Regions from separate parts of the Mus musculus genome. Here region 1 is linked to region 2. Evidence: chromatin loops called from intact Hi-C (ENCODE). Cell type or tissue: left cerebral cortex. All regions are shown on one strand. Each heading gives the region's core, and the rest is flanking DNA. Links, peaks and the distances in the headings are about the cores only.

The links. Peaks named below come from ENCODE experiments on the same cell type or tissue, not always from the same donor. Only the 100,000 strongest peaks of a DNase experiment are listed, where the experiment ranks them.
Region 1: it touches region 2 in a loop (3-fold over the local background); 9 of 42 quality-filtered maps call a loop at or near these places.

What each region holds. Positions count from the first base shown.
Region 1 is chr2:163,623,118-163,633,936 of GRCm38, reverse strand. It overlaps Serinc3 (serine incorporator 3), which reads left to right. Exons shown (of 10, transcript NM_012032.4): 5 at 1,694-1,831; 6 at 2,842-3,011; 7 at 4,720-4,810; 8 at 5,885-6,065; 9 at 7,460-7,684; 10 at 8,358-10,664. The coding sequence ends at 8,496. Among named protein-coding and RNA genes, the nearest start is that of 0610039K10Rik, 16 kb to the left of the region's middle. In left cerebral cortex, for the core only: a CTCF peak has its summit at 5,616 (motif pointing left); no DNase peak of the experiment used is centred there.
Region 2 is chr2:163,713,518-163,724,336 of GRCm38, reverse strand. Pkig (protein kinase inhibitor, gamma) reads right to left here. Exons shown (of 4, transcript NM_001039391.2): 3 at 3,036-3,209. The coding sequence starts at 3,186. Among named protein-coding and RNA genes, the nearest start is that of Gm16316, 27 kb to the right of the region's middle. In left cerebral cortex, for the core only: a CTCF peak has its summit at 4,797 (motif pointing right); DNase peaks (open chromatin) are centred at 4,878, 5,299 and 5,654; H3K27ac peaks cover 3,452 bases.

The DNA of each region.
Region 1 (10,819 bases), core at 3,001-8,000, 91 kb after region 2:
AGTTGGACCTCATGGAGGCATTTCCTCAACTGAAGCTCCTTTCTCTGTGATAGCTACAGCTGTGTCAAGTTGACACAAAACTAACCAGTACACTGTTTAATAGTTTATCTTCTCATTTGGTAACAAAAAGTTTATCAGCTTGTCAATATGAGAACCTAACATTCTCATGCTGCCTTTTCCTTGTCTTAATTTACTTTTATACCATGGCAACAGGTGACATCTGACAATCTCCAATGTGGTTTTCCCACACACACACACTAAAAATAAAGGAAAAGTTGTGAAGTTATTTGGAATGTGAGAGCCTATTGAAGTCACTAACACCATCCTGTTCTATGTTAGTGTCTGCCTGGACACCCCTGTTTCACCCCAAATAGCCACATCTACCTTGGAAACACATTTAGACTGTTGATCCTGACCATGGTTCAGATATATTAGCTGAAATAATTTCATTTGTACAAACTTAAAACTAAAACAATTAGAGGAAATAAAAATTAATTGCCATGTGTTGTCTGGAAAATATTGCTAAGCTCTGCAAAAAGACAGATATTACTCCAATCCCAGTGTTAAAAGCACTGTAATTGTGGTTTTGTCTTTTAAAATAATGTACTGGGGCTGGAGAGATGGTTTAGTGGTTAAGAGCACTAGCTGCTCTTCCAGAGGTCATAAGTTCAATTCCCAGCAACCACATGGTGACTCAAAACCATCTATAAGGGGATCAGATAAGGGCGTGCAGATGTACACGCAGCAGAGCACTCATATATTAAATAAATAGAATTTTTAAAAAGGGCAAAACAAAAAACCCTCCACACACACACAAAACAAAAAACAACAGTGTACCCCTGAGCTTGAGCATCAAGAGACATTTTGGAGGCATTAGCCTATGCTTGGTCTGTCCATTTTTAAAGGACTTTTATACTCTGTGTGTGTGTGTGTGTGTGTGTGTGTGTGTGTTTCAAGACAGGGTTTCTCTGTATAGCCCTGGCTGTCCTGGAACTCATTCTGTAGACCAGGCTGGCCTCCAACTCAGAAATTTGCCTGCCTCTGCCTCCCAAGTGCTGGGATTAAAGGCGTGCGCCACTGTGCCTGGCTAGGACTTTTATACTCTTAATTGGCTAATGCATGGTCATGGGTAACTAAAGTTTTAAAAGGTCTCAGGGTGAAAGGTAATTGCCAGGAAACCTGATGTCTAGCCTGAGCTTGACCCCTGTAAGGAGGAAACTGAATCACAGAAACAATTCTTTGGTGTCTGTGTGTGCTGATGAGCACGTGTGCGTGCACACACACAAATAGATAAACTGAAAATGTTTCTAAAACATGAAATCCAGCACAACATTCCTCAAATACCTGTAACTTTGAAATGATAACAATCATACTGTACAGCTGGAGATAGACTCTTCTACCCTGTTGATGACTGCTCATAAAGTTTGGCAGTCATACTGAAATGTTATTCTTTACTGCATTGTTCTTTTTTTAAATGTATTTTTATTTTATGTGCATTGGTGTCTAGCCTCTGTGTGTGTGAGTGTGTGTGTGTGTGTGTGTGTGTGTGTGTGTGTGTGTATGTATGCCTGTATGTATGTATGTATGTATGTATATCAGACCTTGGAGTTATACAGTTGTGAGTTCCCATGTACATGCTGGGAATTGTGAAATGTTATTCTTATGGTGAGAAATAACTTCTCTTTCTTTACAGTCTGGTTTGTTGCTGGAATGTTGGGGGCCTCTTTCTTCATTATCATCCAGCTGGTGCTCTTGGTAGACATGGCTCACTCTTGGAATGAATTATGGGTAAATCGAATGGAGGAAGGAAACCCAAGGCTCTGGTATGCTGGTAGGTATCTGTACTCACCTCAGAGCATCATACTGCTACCTTAAGTAGGATGTATAGTAACATCTTCAGTTTTAAATATATAAGCTCTCAGTGTAAGGTTTCTATTTTTTTTTTTTTAAATGCATGAGGGTGTTTTACCTGCATTTATGTCTGTGCATTTTGTGCATGCAGCATCTATGGATGCCAGAAGAGGGCATCAGATTCCCCTGGAACTGAAACCCATGACCTCTGGAAGAGCAGAGAACCTTTTCTCCAGCTCTAGAGCTGCCTTTATAAAGTTGAGATTTGTTAGTTGTGCCTGTTGTGAATTGTATACATCGCTGGAAGATGAGCATACTCCAGTCAGTTGTATTCTCTCGGTCTGTAATGCAACTACTTCTGTTGAGATGCTCAACAAGAACTTTCAGATTCAGAATTATACAGCTAATAGATTATCCATGTGAATGTAAAGGGATATTTCTATAGATTATTTGAAAGTAGCAGACGAACTGTTATCCCAGACCAGGGAGGTCATCTCATTATTTGTAAAGGGAGCCAGGTTAGTGTAGCCAGTGACTACAGAATGAAATTGTCTCAGAAGGGGCCTGTTTTATTTCCCAGACATCGTCCCTGGCATATAGTTACTAGGAGCTCTGACCTTGTGTGAGGAGATGAGCTCTGTGTAGCTTAGGCTAGCCTTGAACTTCTGATCCTTCTGCTTTAGCTTTGCCAATACTAGGACTACAGGAACCCACCCATTACGCCTGGCCCTGAACTGCTGTTGAAAGACCAGGAATCATCTAGAAACGCTTCTATATGCATTTTTACCTGGTGGATTTAGGAGTTGAATGGTGAATCATTTCAAAACTGTATGAAACTTTAACCTTGGGGCATTTCAGTTTCCTGTGGCTTACTGCTCACCATAGGAATGAATTAAGTGTCTTCATTGTACAGCATGGAAGAAGACTGATGTCACTTGTAGCTGTGATTGACATGGTGGACACTGTTCATGCTGTTTCCCCCTTTTCTAGCCTTGCTGTCCTTTACAAGCCTCTTTTACATCCTCTCCATCGTCTTTGCTGCGCTGCTCTACGTCTTCTACACCAAGCCTGACGACTGCACAGAAAACAAGGTCTTCATCAGCCTCAACCTGATTTTTTGTGTTGCAGTTTCTATTGTGTCCATCCTCCCTAAAGTTCAGGTATGGAGGTTCTCTGCTTTCTCCCGTGGAAGAATTAATGCTAGCTAAGCTTAAATTCCAGACAGGGGCAACACTGGTATTCAGTCCTTAGTGAATTGGTGAATTTATATCAGTGGTTAACTACTTAATATTTCTTCATATCATAATTAAGTTTTTGTAATTATAGCTTATTAAGCAGAAGTCGGTATGTGCTATTGAGTGGCAATATTTTTTTCCTTTTTTTTAATTTTTAATTTTATATTTTGAGATTCTCTCACATTATAGTCCTAGCTGGCCTAGTTCTCACCATATACTCCAGGTCTTGAACCTCAGAACCTCCTTGTTGGCATATGCCACCATGGCAAGTTGAGTTCTTCCTATATTGTGTTAACATTCATTTACTGATCATTAAAAACTAGGTAACTTGGGGCTTGTGAGGTGCCTCAGTGGTTTAGTAAAGATGTTCAGTATCCTGAGTTCCATTCCCTGGACCCATAGGGTTAATGAGGAGAACTGACTCCTGCATGTTGCCCTCTGACCTTCACACAGCTTCATACAAGGGTGTGATAATTTCATAAGGAATTGGAGGCTGATCTAGAAAACTGTAGTGCAGCCCTTTCTCAAGAATCAAGAAGAAGTATCTGAGATGTCTCAGCCAGTAAAGGTGCTTGCAGTTGACCTTAGTACCATACCTTGAACCCCTGTAGTGGAAGGAGAACCAATTCTGACCTCCATACTTGAGGTAACACACACACACTGAAAAAGAACATGAAAGCTTAGGATATAGCATGGTTGGTTGATAGAGAGCTTTCTCAGCTTGCACAAAGCCCCAAGTTTGATCAGCATTAGGCAGGGTGCTGCATGCCCATAATTGTAGCATTCTGGAGGTGGAAGCTTAAGGTCAGTTGTTCGTCATCATCTTTGGCTTACTGAGTTCAAGGCCAGCCTTAGATAACATGAGATCCTGTCTCAAAATTCTTTGTTAACTTACATTTAATTACTTGCTGGACATGGTGCATCTCCAACCCAGCAATGCTGGAGGTTGAAGCAGGACTGAGTTTGGTCAACAATATCTAAAAGAATTAGTACAAACAAAGAAAACTGAAGTTTCCAAAAAGTGGTAGGTCATTTAGCTATCTTGTGGTAGAGTTGAGCAGATTTTTCTAGAAAGCTAGGCAGTGGTGGTACACGCCTTTAATCCCAACACTTGGGAGACAGGTCTCTGAGATTCAGGACAACCAGAGCCTCATAGTGAAATCTTTCTTTTTTTAAGATTTATTTACTTATGTGAGTATGCAATAGCTGTTTTCAGACATATCAGAAGAGGAAATCAGATCCCATTACAGATGGTTGGGAGCCACCATGTGGTTGCTAGGAATTGAACTCAGGACCTCTGGAAGAGCAGTCAGTGCTTTTAATCCCTGAGCCCATAGTGAAATATTGTCTCAAAAAAAAAAAAAAAACCCTAAAAAAACAAAACAGACTAGAAACTTAAGTGTCTTAAAAACCTTTGTGTGATATACAGAAGTTTTCAAGATTGTGAAATGTTTTTCCAAACCATCAGTAAGTAAGTGCATTGAGTAGAGTAACTCAAACTGAAGGGCTACCTGTCATCTTTTAGCTGTCAGGAAGAGTAAGATTTCAATTTGGCTGCATCTCGTGGAGGCACACAGGCTTTCACAAGGTCACCCTTGCGATCCATGACATTGTTTCTGTTTTGATTTCACAGGAACATCAGCCTCGCTCTGGCCTCCTGCAGTCCTCCATCATCACTCTGTACACCCTTTACCTCACGTGGTCAGCCATGACCAATGAACCTGGTAAGGGAATGGCTGACTCTAGATAAAGTACTCTTGGTAGGTGTGCACACTAGAGCTGGAGCGGATGTGGCACAAGCAGTATAGTTTACTTTGACTGTGGTTCGGCCTGCTTACACCAACCCATTGCATAGTGTAGGCTTTATCTAACTTAGACTAAGTCACAGAGTTAAGAGTGAGCTTGTTTGGTCTTTTGGTGGAATATCTGTTTTCTGTTTTCTACCCCACTCCCATCCCCCAGTGGGATTTGACTTAAGTCCCTTTTTTGCAGTCCTAGCTGTCCTGTAGCTAGTTATGTAGAAAGGCTGATCTCACAAAAGATTCTCCTTTCTTTATCCCCAGAGTGCTGGGATTAAGGAATTACTTCTCAATAGAATATTCTACAGATGATGATGATGATGATGATGATTCTTCTTCTTCCTTCTTTCTTCTTCTTTTTTTCTTTTTGTTTTTTTCGAGACAGGGTTTCTCTGTATAGCTCTGGCTGTACTGGAACTCACTTTGTAGACCAGGCTGGCCTCGAACTCAGAAATCCGCCTGCCTCTGCCTCCCTAGTGCTTTGATTAAAGGTGTGAGCCACCACGCCCGGCCTTTATTGAGTGACTGGAATAAGATAAGAATAAGCTCCCTTTTGGAAAACCTAAACACCATGGTAAAACTGTCAAAACAGTGAAGTCACAATAGATAGGGGCTGGAGAGAGGGCTCATCGGTTAAGAGCACTGACTGCTCTTCCAAAGGCCCTGAGTTCAAATCCCAGCAACCACATGGTAGCTCACAACCATCTGTAATGGGATCTGATGCCCTCTTCTGGTGCGTCTGAAGACAGCTACAGTGTACTTATATATAATAAACATCTTTAAAAAAAAAAAAAAAAACTCGAGATAGTATTTTTTTCTAAAGCTAGATCATTGTGATGTAAATACAGTATTGACTGCTGAGTTTCAGGTTCTAAGCATAACTTTCCTGTGTTTTAAATAAAGCTAACTGGTGTGTGGACAAGCCCTCTGATTTATGTGAAAATAAGAGTGTGAATAAGAGTGAGCTGTAACTAATGATAACAAACAATTACATTTCAGAGCGGTCCTGCAATCCCTCCCTTATGAGCATCATCACACACTTAACTTCACCAACTGTGTCTCCTGCAAATTCAACTACTCTTGCTCCTGCCTATGCTCCGCCGTCACAGAGTGGGCACTTTATGAATTTGGATGATATTTGGGGACTGATTATCTTTGTTTTCTGCCTTATATATTCTAGGTAAGTTCTAGGTAAGAGGTGCTTACAGTATCCTCATGAAAGTGAATAATAGGTTTTTTTTTTTTTAACGATTTATTAATATATGTAAGCACACTGTAGCTGTCTTCAGACACACCAGAAGAGGGCATCAGATCTCATTATAGATGGTTGTGAGCCATCATGTGGTTGCTGGGAATTGAACTCAGGACCTTCAGAAGAGCAGTCAGTGCTCTTAACCACTGAGCCATCTCTCCAGCTCCTAATATGTTGTCTTTAAACCATTGTGAAGAATTAAAACAGTGTAGGGTTTTTTGTTTGTATATTTTTGTTTTTTCAAGATAGGGTTTTTCTGTGTGTTGCTGGCTGTACTGGAACTCTCTTTGTGTATGTAGACCAAGCTGGCTTGGAACTCACAGAGATCTGCCTGCCTCTACCTCACTAAAGCTGGGATTAAAGGCATGTGCCACCATACCTGGTTCAATAGAGTTCTTTTTAATGAAAAGTTGTTTACATATCTTTGCCAGTCCAGCTCTGTATGCCTCTTTTTGGTATTTCGAGACATGGTTTCTCTGTGTAGCCCTGGCTATCCTGGAACTCACTCTGTAGACCAGGCTGGCCTAGAACTCAGAAATCTGCCTGCCTTTGCCTCCCAAGTGCTGGGATTAAAGGCGTGTGCCACCATGCTCAGCACTGATGGCTCTTTCAGACATCCTGAGTTCAAATCCCAGCAACCACATAGAGGCTCATGATCATCTGTAATTGGATCCGATGCCCTCTTCAAGCGTGTCTCAAGAGAGTGATGGTGTAAATAAAGACTTATTTTACGTAAGTGTAGTGGGAGGAGTACCAAATTTTGTCACCTTTTTCTGCCTGTAGAAATGATCATGTAGTTTTTGTCCTCTTTCTGTATTTTTTTTTTACTCATTAACTTGATCTTCTAGTGAGCATCTACAGTGCTGGCATCCAGAGGTGACTGTAGCTAGCAAGGCAGGATTGGCAAGTGTTGGCAGGACACCTAGAGAGCTGTGAGAAAGAGGTGAGAGGAAGCTCCTCACCCAGCTTAGACAGGGGTGAGGTCAGAAGAATTTCACGAGGCTATGGCACTGAGAAGAGATGTGACAGATAAGTGAGTTAGCCGGGAATCGCTGGGTGGTACAGGACAAGCATAGCTGAGGCACTCGTGTAGTAGTAGAATAGCCACTGGAAGTGAGCTGTGGAGCAGCAACTACTAAGACTACTGTCCTGGAGTTAGCAGGCAGCAGGTTGCTGGGCAGAGCTTTCATTAGGCTTTCTGTGTCCAAGGTAGGAATAGCCCAGAAATAACTACACATTTGTAGGCAAAAGAATCATTTCATCTAAAACAGTTCCTTTTTGATGTGATTTTTTTTTTGTGGGGGGGGCGGATTATTTTCCAGCTTCCGTACTTCGAGCAACAGCCAAGTTAACAAGCTGACCCTCTCTGGGAGTGACAGTGTTATCCTTGGTGATACCACCAATGGAGCCAATGATGAAGAGGATGGACAGCCACGGAGGGCTGTAGACAATGAGAAGGAGGGGGTGCAGTATAGCTACTCCTTTTTCCACTTGATGCTCTGCTGTGCCTCCTTGTACATCATGATGACCATAACCAGCTGGTACAGGTAAGAGGCATAGACAGAGGTAGAAGAGCACTCAGCCCTTGGGAATTCCTATAACATCTCTGAACCATCTTTACTGTGGAGCCCTTTGCTGTCTCAGAGAAGGAAGTTTCTCTGAAATCCTTTCGGTTTCTTTGAGATAGACTAGCTTTGAACTTTCCCATTGTTCTAGTTCTGCTGTAGCAAACTTACTCTGCGATTCCAAGCATGTATCAACATGCTGCTTGAAATAGAGCCTGGTTGGAATTATTGGTGGCTTTCTAGACTAGTTATTTGAAAGAAAATCATGACCTAAAAGCCATTCAGTGTGACCTTGATAATTTTTTTCTGTGCTTTTAGAGATGCCATATTAAAGTAATAATGTCCTAAGGAGGAACCACTTCAGGGACTGCATTTCCACTTTGCCAATAATTAGAGTAATTCAGATAGTACTGAATAACATTGCTGAAAGAATAGTTAGGTCTTAGCAAGAAGGAAAATGCTTGAGAGTCACAGTCCTTTGGCCATAATAACTGAAAGTAGCTTCTCAGCTCCGTACTAGAACAGTACTAGGGTTAATGGTGCCAGCTAAGCCTCACTGTGGGGTCTTTTGGTGTTGGTCAGGATGGGTGGAATGGGAGGGATGCAGATTTGCAATACTAATCTCTTTCTCCCTCCCTACTCTCTGTTTTCTTAGCCCTGATGCCAAATTCCAGAAGGTATCCAGCAAGTGGCTAGCTGTGTGGTTCAAAATGGGCTCCAGCTGGTTGTGCCTCCTCCTTTACCTCTGGACTCTTGTGGCTCCCCTGGTCCTCACAGGTCGGGACTTCAGCTGAGCTCAGTGTGTCAAGGACACTGATAAAGCTGACCAGAGTCTCCTTTTCTGAAAATGCATATCCATTTTGCGTTTCATCAACGAGACTATTAAGTGAACGCTTTGCAGATTTGGCTGTATTCAGGTTTATATCAAAAGGCAAGATTGAGTAATGCTTGATGCAGAATCTGAGCTTTCATATATATATATATATATATATATATATACACACACACACACACACATATATATGTTTATTTGTAAGGCTATAGCACAAAGGGAACATTTTTGTGTTTTAACATGAACTACAGCTGTGCTGTGAAGAGAATTCTTTATAAAGACCTGTAGATTCCTACAACTTTGGTTTAAGTTTTAAGTTAGAAGATTGTTGGATATTTAAGGCTATTTTTAATTTCTATTACAGTCTCCTTAAAAACCAAAAAGGAATGCATTAATCCACATTTCCCTTCTTCAGAGGTGTAGTGTCCTGGCTCTTGGCAAGGAATTATGTATTTAGGTCAGTCCCCAGAAATGCAGCTGCTCATACAGCTGAGAGAAGGCTATTATTGAGTTCCTTTACTTACTTTTTATACTACACTGATGCTGCTTGATAGAAGTCTGTGGCTTTGTCAGATATGTCACCCAAGTAAATGCTTTGTAGATCTGATTAAAATGAAAAGCTCACTTGAGAAACACTGCAGAGTTATGTAATGATCTTGTTGTGAGTGTGTGAAAGTCAAAGGCATGTCAGTTTATTACATTTGCAACATAAAAGTACTTAATTAAAATAGATATTTAGTTTCTTGTTTGTTTGTGTATTTGTTTAGAAAGGGTCTTTTCCACATAACCCAGACTTGCTTGGAATGCAGATCATCCTATCTCCACTTCCAAGTACTGAGGAGGAGGTTTCTATCACCATAGCTAGTCTTTTCTTAAAGATCCTTCTGCAGTGGGGTTGATAGGTTTTCTTTTATTGTTGTTTTCTTGTTTAGAGAGTCCCAAATCAATCTGACATTTCAGGCAAAATGCTCCTCTTCTAACACTTAAGATTTGACTAGTCAAGTTTTTAAGTTCATTTAGAAACTACCCTAAATATTTTCTCTGGGGAAGATCAAAGTAGGTAAGAAACAGTTTAGGCACTGTCAAAAAAGATATTCCTGAAAAGCAGTGTGCAAAGGAGGTATGATAAAACAGGCTTTTCAAGAGAAACTAGTATCGGTTCTGCACTAGGCCCTGTTGGGGTGAAGACAAGACAGACATTCTTCCATCTAAGGAAAATGAGCGGACCAGCCTGGTAAATTAGTGCTGAAAACTCATAAACAGAAATCAGTGGATAGAGGCTAGCACAGTGACTTCCTCGAGAGAGTGCTGTTAGGATTTGTAACGTAGGTTCACACCAGGTATCAGGGCAGTTCATCTGAGATTTGAACTAAAGATGTAAGGGGGTTTGGGGAAAAATTGACAGCTTAGAGAATTTCCACATTGGTGTTTAAGGGGATAGGAAAAACTTATTTCCAGTTTAATCTGTGTACATAGGTTCTGCTTGGGATCCTGGTTGGGATGGAGGTGGTCCCTTCATATGATGAATAGGTTTGGGAGTCAGACCTCTGGGGTCTGCCTGACCTCTGCTATTTTCTAGGTTGAGTGGCTGTCTAATGCTCACTGAGTACATGCTGTGCTTGTGACCTTGAGCACTCTGCCTGGGCCTCATGCAGAACTTAGTACCAGAGATTATTTGAAGATAAAGTTGTCTCAGAATGGATATGTTGTAAGGATGTTTGACAGTAAGTGCCAATGTCACTATGGATTAAAGCAAGACTAAATGTACTTAAAAGGTCAGAAGTGTTCAGAATCTGATAGAGGCTGGGTTGAATGTAGTTTTAGAGAATTAAACATAGTTGTAATATAGACAGCTAGGTAGAGCTGGAGGCTAGGGAAGCTGGGTTTGATGGGTTGTTGGAACTACTGTCCTTTAGGATCATGTGTCAAAGCAAACTACAAAGGATTTGTGAAGCAGATAATTGTGGCCCTTAAGCTTAACTGTGTGAGACAAATACCTGTTTTTAACAGTAGGGGAACCATAAATTTCAAAGCGGATCCTATTCTTTGTCTTATATGATTAAAAATAAATGGAGTTCTAAACTACCAAATAATGTAATAGAGTTCAATAAAGGGTTTTTTTTTTTTTTCACCATGATACCTTAGATTAATTTGAAATAAGTTCTCTTAAAAACAGAGCAATTCTACTGTTGCTTGGCTGCACTCTAAGTTAAGTCTGGCTGTTAACATGAAACAGTTGTTCATTTCAGTCTCGTGCAGAACTGTACACAGGCGTGAAATACCGG
Region 2 (10,819 bases), core at 2,091-7,090:
CAGCCACAAAGTTCTCCTGGTCTCTGGAGGCCTAACACCCCTGAGGTACTAGGTTCATTTGTGAAGCCCCCGTGAACTGAGACCCTTTAAATCCCCCATTGTCTCTGCTGTTCACTCCACTGCTCGAGACTACAGGCAAGGCACTTTATAGTAACCAACCTGGCAGGGATGAAGATATCCTGAAGAGACTCTGTCCTTCACCTTGGCTGTCAGACTATTGAAACATTGGGCCCCCAAGAAATTATATATTCCCAAGGATCTCCTGCTGAAGAAGAAAAGCCTGAGCCTGAGCCAACCACGGGGACTTTTCTCCAGGAAGGGGTTCTGTGACTTGCCAGTGACTGAGGATAGTGGGCCCTGGACAATGAAGGAGCAGTGATGGGCAGACCACACCTTGTGAGGACAGCCTGGGTGTGCACAACGCTGGCCTCTACTTAAACCTACCCTCATGGCAGAGCCCAAAAGATGAACTTGGAGGGATCATCTGACCTCTCTGTCCCTCTTCCCAATGTGGCCATGCTGAATAAATTGCCTTTTGTTGTTCTTCATTTTAATTTGGCTTTTTAATTTTTTTCTTTATGTACATGAGTGTTTTGCTTGCATGTATGTTTGTGAACCACATGCATCTGTGGCACATCTGGAAGTCAGATGGTACTGTATCTCCTGAAACTGGAGCTACAGATGTTGTAAGCTGCTATGAAGTGGTCTTAACCACTGAACTTAACCACCAGCTCCTAATTTGGCTCTTTTAATTGGCTTATTGAGAACTGATGTCTTAATCTGGCTTGATGGAACGTAGGCTGTGACCCTAAGTCCTCTCTAGCAATCATACTTCCTCTGTACCAGCCCCAACCCTCCCTTAGTTGGGGAGAAGGTCCTATCCCATCAGTCCTTGGGAGAAAAGAAACTGCTGCCCAGGGTCAGTGTACCCTCATCTCCATGGCTGGCCTCTGGCTTCTCTTCCTCTTAAGAGAGTAAAGCAAATGTGTGCTCCCTGTCTGAGAAGATGGCAGGCACAGACAGATGTGTGCACTACATGCTGGAGGACACTGATAGATCCAGCAGGCCACAGGCTTGGGGAGACTAGGTAGCTAGGACACTTCTGCCTGCCCATACCCTACGGGGCCACAGTCCTGTTCTACTCAGTCTATGCATCAGCCCTTGAAAGGCGTGGCAGAGAAAACTCTGGGGCCTTGGCCTGTGGGTCAGAATCTGGGGGATAGGATTAAGGCTCTGTCCTCAGCATATGAGAGTCTGCTGGGCTCAGAAATGCCTGGGGACACTTTACTGTGATGGCTTCTCATAGCTGGCCACCTTGCCTTGATTCTATCAAAGGCATTCCAGTCCCCAGCATCAAGCACATTCTGTCCTTATGCCTCCCTTTCAGACATCAGTCATGGTGGCTAGCAAGCATCATGTACTGGGAGGACCCAAATACACAAAGACTCTCAGTAAGGCAAACGGTGTTGTAAAGGCCTACATGAGGGGACTAGTGATGGCTAAGGATGAAGGCAGGCAGCAAACAAAGCTGATGAGAGCTGAGCAGAGCACAGGAGCCTTGAAGAGCCCCTTGGCACTGTGCCCGGTGTGCCAGCTGGGTCCACTGCTCATTCGGTTGGACAGTGAGCAGCCGTTGAGTAGGTACCCGTCACGTGCCAAACACTGTTAGTCACAGAGGGCATGAGACAGCCTGTGCTGGAACAGCTCAGTTCATAGGGCCATGGAGATGGGGAGAAAGGGGCGCCTCTGTCAGAGACAAGCTGTGGTCTGGGAAGGCCTTAGCACTAAAAGCACCACAATGAGAAGCAACCGCCAGAAGCAGGGCCCGCAGGCCTTTGTTCCAGCTGCAAAGAGAAAGGAAAAAGTGGGGAATAAGAGTTGGGGCTGCGGAGGGGGTGGGGAGCATTGTGCAGGTTCCGTACTTGAACAGAAAGCAGGGACCAACACAAGGAAGGCCAAAGGGCCTCAGCCTGGGAAACTTTGTGAGGCTATGGAGGTAAGGGGCAGGGTATTCTCCCGAGGCATAGAGACTGTCATACCAATGATGGTCATTGGCTGGGCGAGCCTAAGAAGACTCCAGTTTCCCTTGACCTCAGTTAAATCTATTACATGAGAAACTGGGTCCCTGTCCCCAACATTGTCCCTGTTCCGTGTTCCTAAGTCATTTCTGGGCAATAAGGACTGAGAACTCTAGACTGGGGCCGCACAGGCAAAGACAATGCTTTGGCCCAGCAAGGATCCGCTCCTGGAGTAGCACAGAGGAAGCTGCAGTGCACCATGGGAAGTGATACAGCAAGCACGGCTCTGAGCCTGCAGCAGAGAAGTGGTAGGGAAGGCTAACTGTGGACCTAAGCTGAGCAGAGGCCTCTGAGAGTGATGTGGCCTGGGGCACACTAGCTGAGGAGGCCTCTGGGAGCATCTGTGGTTGTAGACAGAGGTAACAGTGAGTGCAGTGAAGGCCCCACAAGGAGGCCCTGACCCTTTATAGAGAAGCAGACAGAGATGGGCGAGTGGGGGGAAAGTGGGTAGGGTGTGGATGGACCCCAAGGCCAGGCAGGCTAGCCAGCAGGGCATGACTCCTGGGGAGCACTGAAGAGTAGCTTGGCTCTGAGATGTTACCATAGAGTCTGGGGCAGAAGGCTGACAGGACAGGACAGGCTAACTAATCCTGCTGTCTGCTGTGCAGGAAGGGCATGAAGTCCAAGTGAACAGCAGGTAAACATGGTGGCTGTGCAGATGTGGAGAAGCTAAGGCATGGAGCACTGGGAGTTAGGATCCATTACAGAGATCTAACAGGATTTGTTGGAGTTGGGGCAGGGAAAAGGGGAAAGGCCCCAGCTACTCATCAGAGCCCTTAGAACCAGGACACTGGCACTCTCTATCTTAGACATTGGCTGGGCTCTGCCAACAGTCGCAAACAGCCCCAATTTAGATGCAGCTGCTTCCCTGAGGAAGGTGTAGGGTCTGGAGGCTCACCAGAGCTGGCAAACTACCTCCCCAGCTGCCCACCAGGATGTGGGGGCACTAGCTCTGACCTGCTCCCTCAAGTGCGAGCTCGCCCATGTCTCCAGCGAGCTTCCGCACACTCACGGCCTCCGAGTCACCCTGGATGTCAGGGACTGCATTCCGACGGCCTGTCCGGTCGCAGGAGATGAAGTCCGAGTAGGAGGACTCGACTTCCATCATGCCTGTCTCATCGCTCCTCAGGCCTGTTGGGATAGGAGCAGAAGTGAGACACTGACGTCCTTTGTAACGCCACAGTTAGACAACTTCTACTCACGTCTTACAGAACGAACATGAAGTCAGGCATGGTGGTACATGACTTTAATCTTAGCACTTGGGAGACAGAGCTCTGTGGCTCTAGGCTAGCCTGGTCTACCTAATCAGTTATAGGACAGCGAAGGCTGCATAGAGAGACCCTGTTTTATTTTTAAAATTAAGAAACAAAAAAAAAAGGGGGGGGGGGAGGGAGGAGAGGAGGGAGAGCGGAAAGGAGGGAGGACAGAGAGATAAGACATGCAAGAGGGTCAGGAAGATGGCTCAGTGGGTAAAGGTGCTTGCCACTAAGCCCCAGACACCATGTGCCTGACAGAATGAACTCCTGCACATTCTTTTATGACCTTCACACCTGCACTGTGTACCTTGTGTAAACACACACACACACATACAGCAAGATAAATGTGAAAACATGTAAGACCATGCATTCCATCTTGATTCAAAGTCCAGCTCCTGAGCAGCTTGCCCCACATGGGAGCACAGCAAGCCGGCATCGCTCCCACCTCACAGAGCTTAGAGTTCACTGCACACTGGGTCACTTAGCTCATGACTGCGTGTTCAGGGCTTCAAGGGCGCTAGAGGGATGGCCAGGACCCAAGATGGAAAGCAGCACATCAGCCAATAGGCAAGGATGTACGGAAAGAATCTGGGCATGGTAGCTTCCACCTGAAGCTCCAGCACTGAAGAGACTCAGGCAGGAGGACTGTTGTGAGCTCGAGGCCAGTCTGAGCTACACAGTTGAATAGTGAGCTCTGGGATAAAAGAATGAGACCATGTCTCAAGTAAAATTATAAAATGAAGAGAGGCAAAAATTATAAAAAGAAAAAAAAAGGCAGGAAGAAGGAATGGGGGTACAAGGAGGCCCTAAGGAAGGGAACAGGCGGGTACTGAGGCTCTGAGGAAGGAAGATGGGGTGGAGCAGAGCAGAAAGGACACACATGAGGGACAGTGGCAGGGAAGACACACCCTGGAGGGGTTTAGGTAAGACCATGAAGACAGCTGTGGATGGGTTAGGTTAGGCTTCTGGGGAGGTCAGAGGTGAGAACGCAACAGGGACCAAGCAGACACCTAGCTGGATCCTAGACACAACCTGGAAAACAAATATGTGGGCAGCTTCTGTCTGACAGGGAGTTTTGGTTTCTGACTTAAGTCAGGTGGTAAGAGGAGGTGTGGCTATTGAAATGGGACCCAGAGGGAAGCATTTGGGACGCCAGATGGATGGAAAGCAACCATTCAAGGGTTCATTAAGTCCCTGCTGGCTTCAAGCTCCCATGAGCCCTCCAATGGGATGGTGGGGAGGGCACATGGAAGAGGCTGGAGAGGGAACAAAGGCGTGAGACCAGGAATGTCCCTGTGGGGGACAATAGTCTAGAGTGAAGAGAACCATGATTCTAAGGAAGGAACTCGGTAATTATCCAGGGACCAGACCATACATTAGATTTCATAGCCAATTCTCTCAAGCAAAGACCCTGCCCCTCTTTGGGTTTCCAAATGAGGCAGAAGCAAAATTCTGTGTAAGGAAGTGCCCTCTGCACCCAGCAGATGGCGCTCCCTGCCTGTCTTTCTTAGTGTGTGGGGAGACCAGAGCGAACTCCTGGAGGTGGTTCCTTCTGCTGCTCACACTGCCTCCCCTTCCTCTGGGGAAACTGTTCAAAGCCTCGGCAGAGCCTGTTGCAATGGTGATGACACTCTACAATGATGAGACTGCAGCACAAAGAGTGGTGAGGACAGTCACCAGGCACTTGCTCACGTCCATCACTCTCAATGGCCCCACCCCGTAGATAAGCACTGTGTGTGTGTAACTTTATAACTTGACTTGGAAAGGTCTCAGGCCAGTCCATGTGCTTCCTAGGCTCAGATGTTTCCCCAGGTGACACCAGCTGCCCATGGGGTGGGTCAAACCCTGGGTAGCCCACACCATCTGCTGTAGCCTCTTTGCTCAGCTCTTTTCCATCGAGAACGTCAGTTCCATGAAAAGAGATTTGTGTCTGGATTGTCACTGCACCAGACTGAGAGGCCTGATCTTGGCAGCTGAGCCAAACCCACTCTGCTGCTTCCTTCCAAGATGCTGGGCTCGGCACCTGCTACAGAGGAGTGCGCTATAAATACACCTGGATCACACAGCTTTTCACCCGCCCACCTGCCCACCCACCCATCCTCTCCTCCATTCCCTATCTGTGGGATGACAGAGTGACCCCAGGGACTGCAGGGAAGGCTCTGACTGCCGGAGTGCTCCACCGTTGTTGCTCTCTCCAGGATCTGACACCAGAAGATGAATTACCTGCTAAGCCACCTGCTGGCCTCTCACTAGGACAGACTCCCTAGGGCTTTAAACTTGCTCTTGCTATGTCTGACCTTTGAGCCACCCTGGCAGAAAGCTGATGCTGTTGGCACTGCCAAGTCCCAAACCCAATCCTGGAAAGCACCCATCTTCATTCATCCTTAGGGACCATGGCTCCAAACACAGCTCTGGGGAGTTTCCAGCTCAACACACAAACACTCAAATTTACTGTCTTCCATGACTGTATTCTTCACACTATGGTAGCCTAGGCCTAGAATTACAGCTACTTGATGCCAAGGGAGGATGACCTTGGGTCCGGCTAGCCTGAGGTACATAGCAAGATGCCATCCCAACAGACAGACAGACAAGCATGAGAAAATGTTCATTTATGCTGGAAGTGAAATAAAATCATATAGTCATATATGAGTAACTTTTTTGTTTGTTTGTTTGTTTGTTTGTTTGTTTTTCAAAACTTCTTCTCTGTGTAGCCCTGGCTGTCCTGGAACTCACTCTGTAGACCAGGCTGGCCTCAAACTTAGAGATCCACCTGCCTCTGCCTCCCAGGTGCTGGGATTAAAGGTATGAGCTACTACAGTCTGGCTTTCCTCAAACTCAGGATCCTCCTGCCTCCACATCCTCCAACAAATCCTACCAGTGTGCACCAGGCCACCAGAGCCAGCAAGATTGATTTTTAAGTGTGTATATATATATACATATATATATATAATATTACTCTACATTTTTGAGACTGGGTCTCATGCAACCCAAGCTGGCTTTGAACTCAAAACATAAACAAGGCTGGCCTTAAACTCCTGATCTTCCAGCCTCTATTTCCCAACTGCTGAGATAATATGTACCATACCTGACTTACCTTTTCAATCTTCTTTTGGGAAATGGCTTTGTTTTTATTATTATTATTATTATTAGTGCTGGAGATGTGACCCAAGGCCTTCTGCATGCTAGGCAACTGTTCTATCATTCAACTACACTCTAGCCCATAAGTTATCAATTATGTGTGGATGAGAAATAAAACTCAAAAGGTACAAATGGAAAGATGCAAGGCCTGGGTGTCTCCACCTACTCCAGACACTCTCCCTCAGCACACTATATCTTGGGTCCTTCCAGAAATGTCTGTGTGATACACAAAACCCCTCCCTTCTTTCTTATGTCTTTTGTAAAGAAATTTCTCGTTTGTCCATTTCTTCATCTATTACTGTGTGTCCATGGCATGTGTGTGGAGCACGATGCTTCTATGGAGATCAGAGGACCTCTTTGGGGAACCTTTCTGTGCACTCTAGGGTCTGAACTCAGGTTGTCAGGCCTGCGACGCAAGAGCCTTTCCCCCACTAAACCATTTTGCTGGGCATCTCTCCTTTTCTTTTTGAGAAAGGGTCTCACACTGTGGACCAGGGCTGGGCTGGAACTCACTATATACCCTAGGTGGGCCTCCAACTCACAGCAATCCTCCTGCCTCAGCTTTGCAGATGCTCAGATTATAGGCATGCACTATCATGACTGGCCAAAACTTTTTCTTTTTCATCTTGCTTTTCTTCATCCAAGCATATGTCTTAAAAACAAATCCAAATTACCCTGAAACTCTGTGCAACGATTATATCAAAACACTACAAACATATCCAAAGTCCACCCAGCCTTCAGCTGCCGTTAGCAGCTGCAGGATCCTCTGCGGGCAGGCACAGCTGCAGACTGATTTAATTACCCTCCCCAAAGACCTGGAGTTTCTTCCCTTAAAAGCAGAGCGGCCACATCAAAGGCTCTGTGCTCTCAGTCCAGAGGCTCTTTTATCTTCCCTCCCATTTCAAGCCACCTTGTGCTGCTAAATCAAGACTTGAGTGGACCACGCTCAGCCGCACAAGACAGACCTTATTATACAGATTCAAGAGTTTAAAGACCACTTTCATTCTTCTGTAGTCTCCTTCACCGAGAGTGAACACCATTGCTCTTGTCTTTGTACCCTCAAGGCTGTTCCAGTGCCTGCACGCAGTGGGTACTTCATACTTACTGAATTAAAACTAACTATTAATAGCCTAAGTCCTCCTCCTGAGTGGCCAGGCTGGATCACTGACAGCACACTGTGCACACAAGTCCTCTAGCCTCCACTTGAGAAATGAGGAAATTGAAGCTGGGGAGTGGAGTGACTTCTCAGCTCATCCCCGTTCCTCTCAGCTGGCCGGCACCCACGCTGTCCTTCACACTCTCCACCTCTCTGTCCCATGGCCTGCCCATCCACTCGCTCAGCATCGACTCTCTCGTGCAGAGGTGAGACACCTGGGTGACACCATTAGGAACAGCAGCAGCATCTTCCTTCCTGGGCAAGGAGCAACCTCAATTGTTGCCTGAGAGAAAACTCTATGGCCCTCAGCTCTGGCCTCCCCTTAGTTTCCTCTCTCACAGGACTCACTTGGGTGCATAGGCCTAAGCACCCTGGTCTCCTAAACCTGCCCTTTTCCCACACAAGCTGGCCTAACTCTACCTCTGGCTCCCCCTCAGGTCCTCCTCTGTTGGCAAGAGGGACACTCAGGAAAGTAGTCAGGCTTGTGGCGGCACCTGACTCAGAACCGTTCAATGAGAGAGTAAAGCAAAGCTGAGTGTGACTGTGCGTGCCTGCAATCCTAGCACTCAGGAGATGGAGGCAGGAGGATCAAAAGTGTAAGGGCATTCTTGACTATACAGTAAATTCAAAGCCAACCCGGGCCACAGGAGACCCATAAAGTGCGACACGCACACTGATCTGCTCATATCAACTGACACAAGAATGTTCTTGATAAACCGTCACCAACATGGGGGTCTGTGTTGCTCGGCCCTGGCCCACTGCACATCTCCAGCAGAGAAGCAGTTTGGATGCACTCAGGAAATGACAGGGCCTGGTCCATAGCAGGTGCTCAACAATTAACAAAAAGTTATGGAGAGTTAAACTGAGAGGCTCTCCAGAGAGAGAGTCCATCTAGAAAAGACTGTTGTTACTTGGAAAAACTAAAGCTCAAAGATTGCTAGAGGGTCACCTTCAATTCCAGGAGGCAGAGGTAGGTGGATTTCTGTGAGTCGGAGGCCAGCCTGGCCTACACAGAGTTCCAGACCAGCCAGGGTGACATAGTAAGACCTGATCATAAGTAGTAACATCACCACCACCACTACCACCACCCAAGGTTCTAGACTCCACAGGCCCTATTGCCTAGTGCAGAACTCACTGCTATCACCAGTCCCTGGTGACATCACCAGTTCAGGGACTGCAGGTGTGCTGTAGGGCAACTCATCTAATGCCTCTGTCAAGCCAGCCTCCCCTCTTACCGCCTGGGACACACTGGCCATCACCCTTTGCCCCTGCACTTGGGAATAACCAAAGCACCCTGAAGTTCATGGGCTGAAGTGAAGATGAGGTGAGCATATGGGCTCAGAAGGGCTGGAAAGTTCCATGAGACATGAGAAGCACCAATTAATAAACCATTACTGTGCCCCACTGTGGCTGAGCTATCAGTAAACCTTCCCTTCTGACATTTCACTTGGCTCCTTTGTTTACTCTCTCTCTCTCTCTCTCTCTCTCTCTCTCTCTCTCTCTCTCTCTTTCGTTTTGTTTTTTGAGACAGGGTTTCTCTGTGTAGCCCTGGCTGTCCTGGAACTCACTCTGTAGACCAGGCTGGCCTCAAACTCAGAAATCCACCTGCCTCTGCCTCCCAAGTGCTGGGATTAAAGGCATGTGTGACCACTGCCTGGCTACTCTCTGTTTAATGGTGCTGCAGAGAGCCAAAACCCTACCCCTCCTCCTGTGCTTTCGCTGCTAGGTGAACAGGAATCCCACCAGTTGGCATCCTGGCCAGCATGGGCACTATTTACCTGTGAGACCTAGCTCAGAGGCTGCTGAACTGCTCTAGACTCTAGGGTAGAGGGAACAAGGGATGGACCCTGTGCCACAATAGCGCTAAAAGTCTGACCCTACCCTCACGGTCCTCAGACTCCCAGAACCCCCCTCCTCTCCTAGCTTCCTTTTTTCCATCTGAACAATAATGGAGTCTGATCTCTAAGTCTCTTCCAGCCTGGACATTTCATTGTCTATGGCGCCAGAGATGCCAGGCACCTTGTCAGATGTGAGGTGCACACTGGAGACAAGATTTACAATCTGACACAAGAAAAAGCACTGCATGGGTATGTTAATCGACCATGGCAGATTCTAATACTGGCTATGGAAGGAGAGGAAAGGCTCTCTCCAGTGGTATATGTGGTTCAGTTAAAGGTGGGAAGGTCGCCGGGCCGTGGTGGCGCTCGCCTTTAATCCCAGCACTTGGGAGGCAGAGGCAGGCGGATTTCTGAGTTTGAGTCCAGCCTGGTCTACAAAGTGAGTTCCAGGACAGCCAGGGCTACACAGAGAAACCCTCTCTTGAAAATAACAAAAAACAAAACAAAACAAAACAAAACAAAAGGTGGGACGGTCAGAGAAGAAGCTTTTCTTTGAAAAGAAAGAAAGGAGGGAAAAGGTGGAGAGCCAGGCGTGGAGACATCTGACTATAATCCTAAACCTTGAAAGAGGCATGAACACTCCCAGATGTTCATGGCCAGCCTGGTCTACACATAGAGTTACATAGGAAGACCCTGTCTCAGAAACCAGATGACCAAACTAACAACCCTCCCTCACACAAAATGAAGGTGGCAGGGTTGGAGAGAGGCTCAGCGGTTAACAGCAATGGCTGCTCTTCCAGAGGTCCTGAGTTCAATCCCCAGCATCCACGTGGTGCTCACAACCATCAACAAAGGGGTCTAATGCCCTCTTCTGGTCTGTGGATATATATGCAGCAGAGCACTCAGACGAAGACGACGAAGAAGAAGAAAAGAAGAAAGAAGAAAGAAGGAGGAAAGAAGAAGAAGAAGAAGAAGAAGAAGAAGAAGAAGAGGAGGAGGAGGAGGAGGAGGAGGAGGAGGAGGAGGAGGAGGAGGAGGAGGAGGAGGAGGAGGTGGAGGAGGAGGAGGAGTCGTCCAGGCAGAGCCAACAGCCAATGTGTCTAATAGCTTCTGTCTCAGCCTGTGCTCCATGGGCTGCCGGACACCAAGTTCCCTGCCTTACCCTGGGAGTCTGGGGAACTCTGTGGGACCTGGATGCTTACAGGGAACCTGACCTTGAATACCCAGGCTAGAAGAGAGAAACCAAACTCGCTGTAGGTGCTTGCTCTTGTCCCCACAGGATGGCATCTCCCTCAGGTCTCTCTGCTGCTTTCCTGGGCTATGTAGACGGAAGAGGCCCTGGGCTGTGCCAAG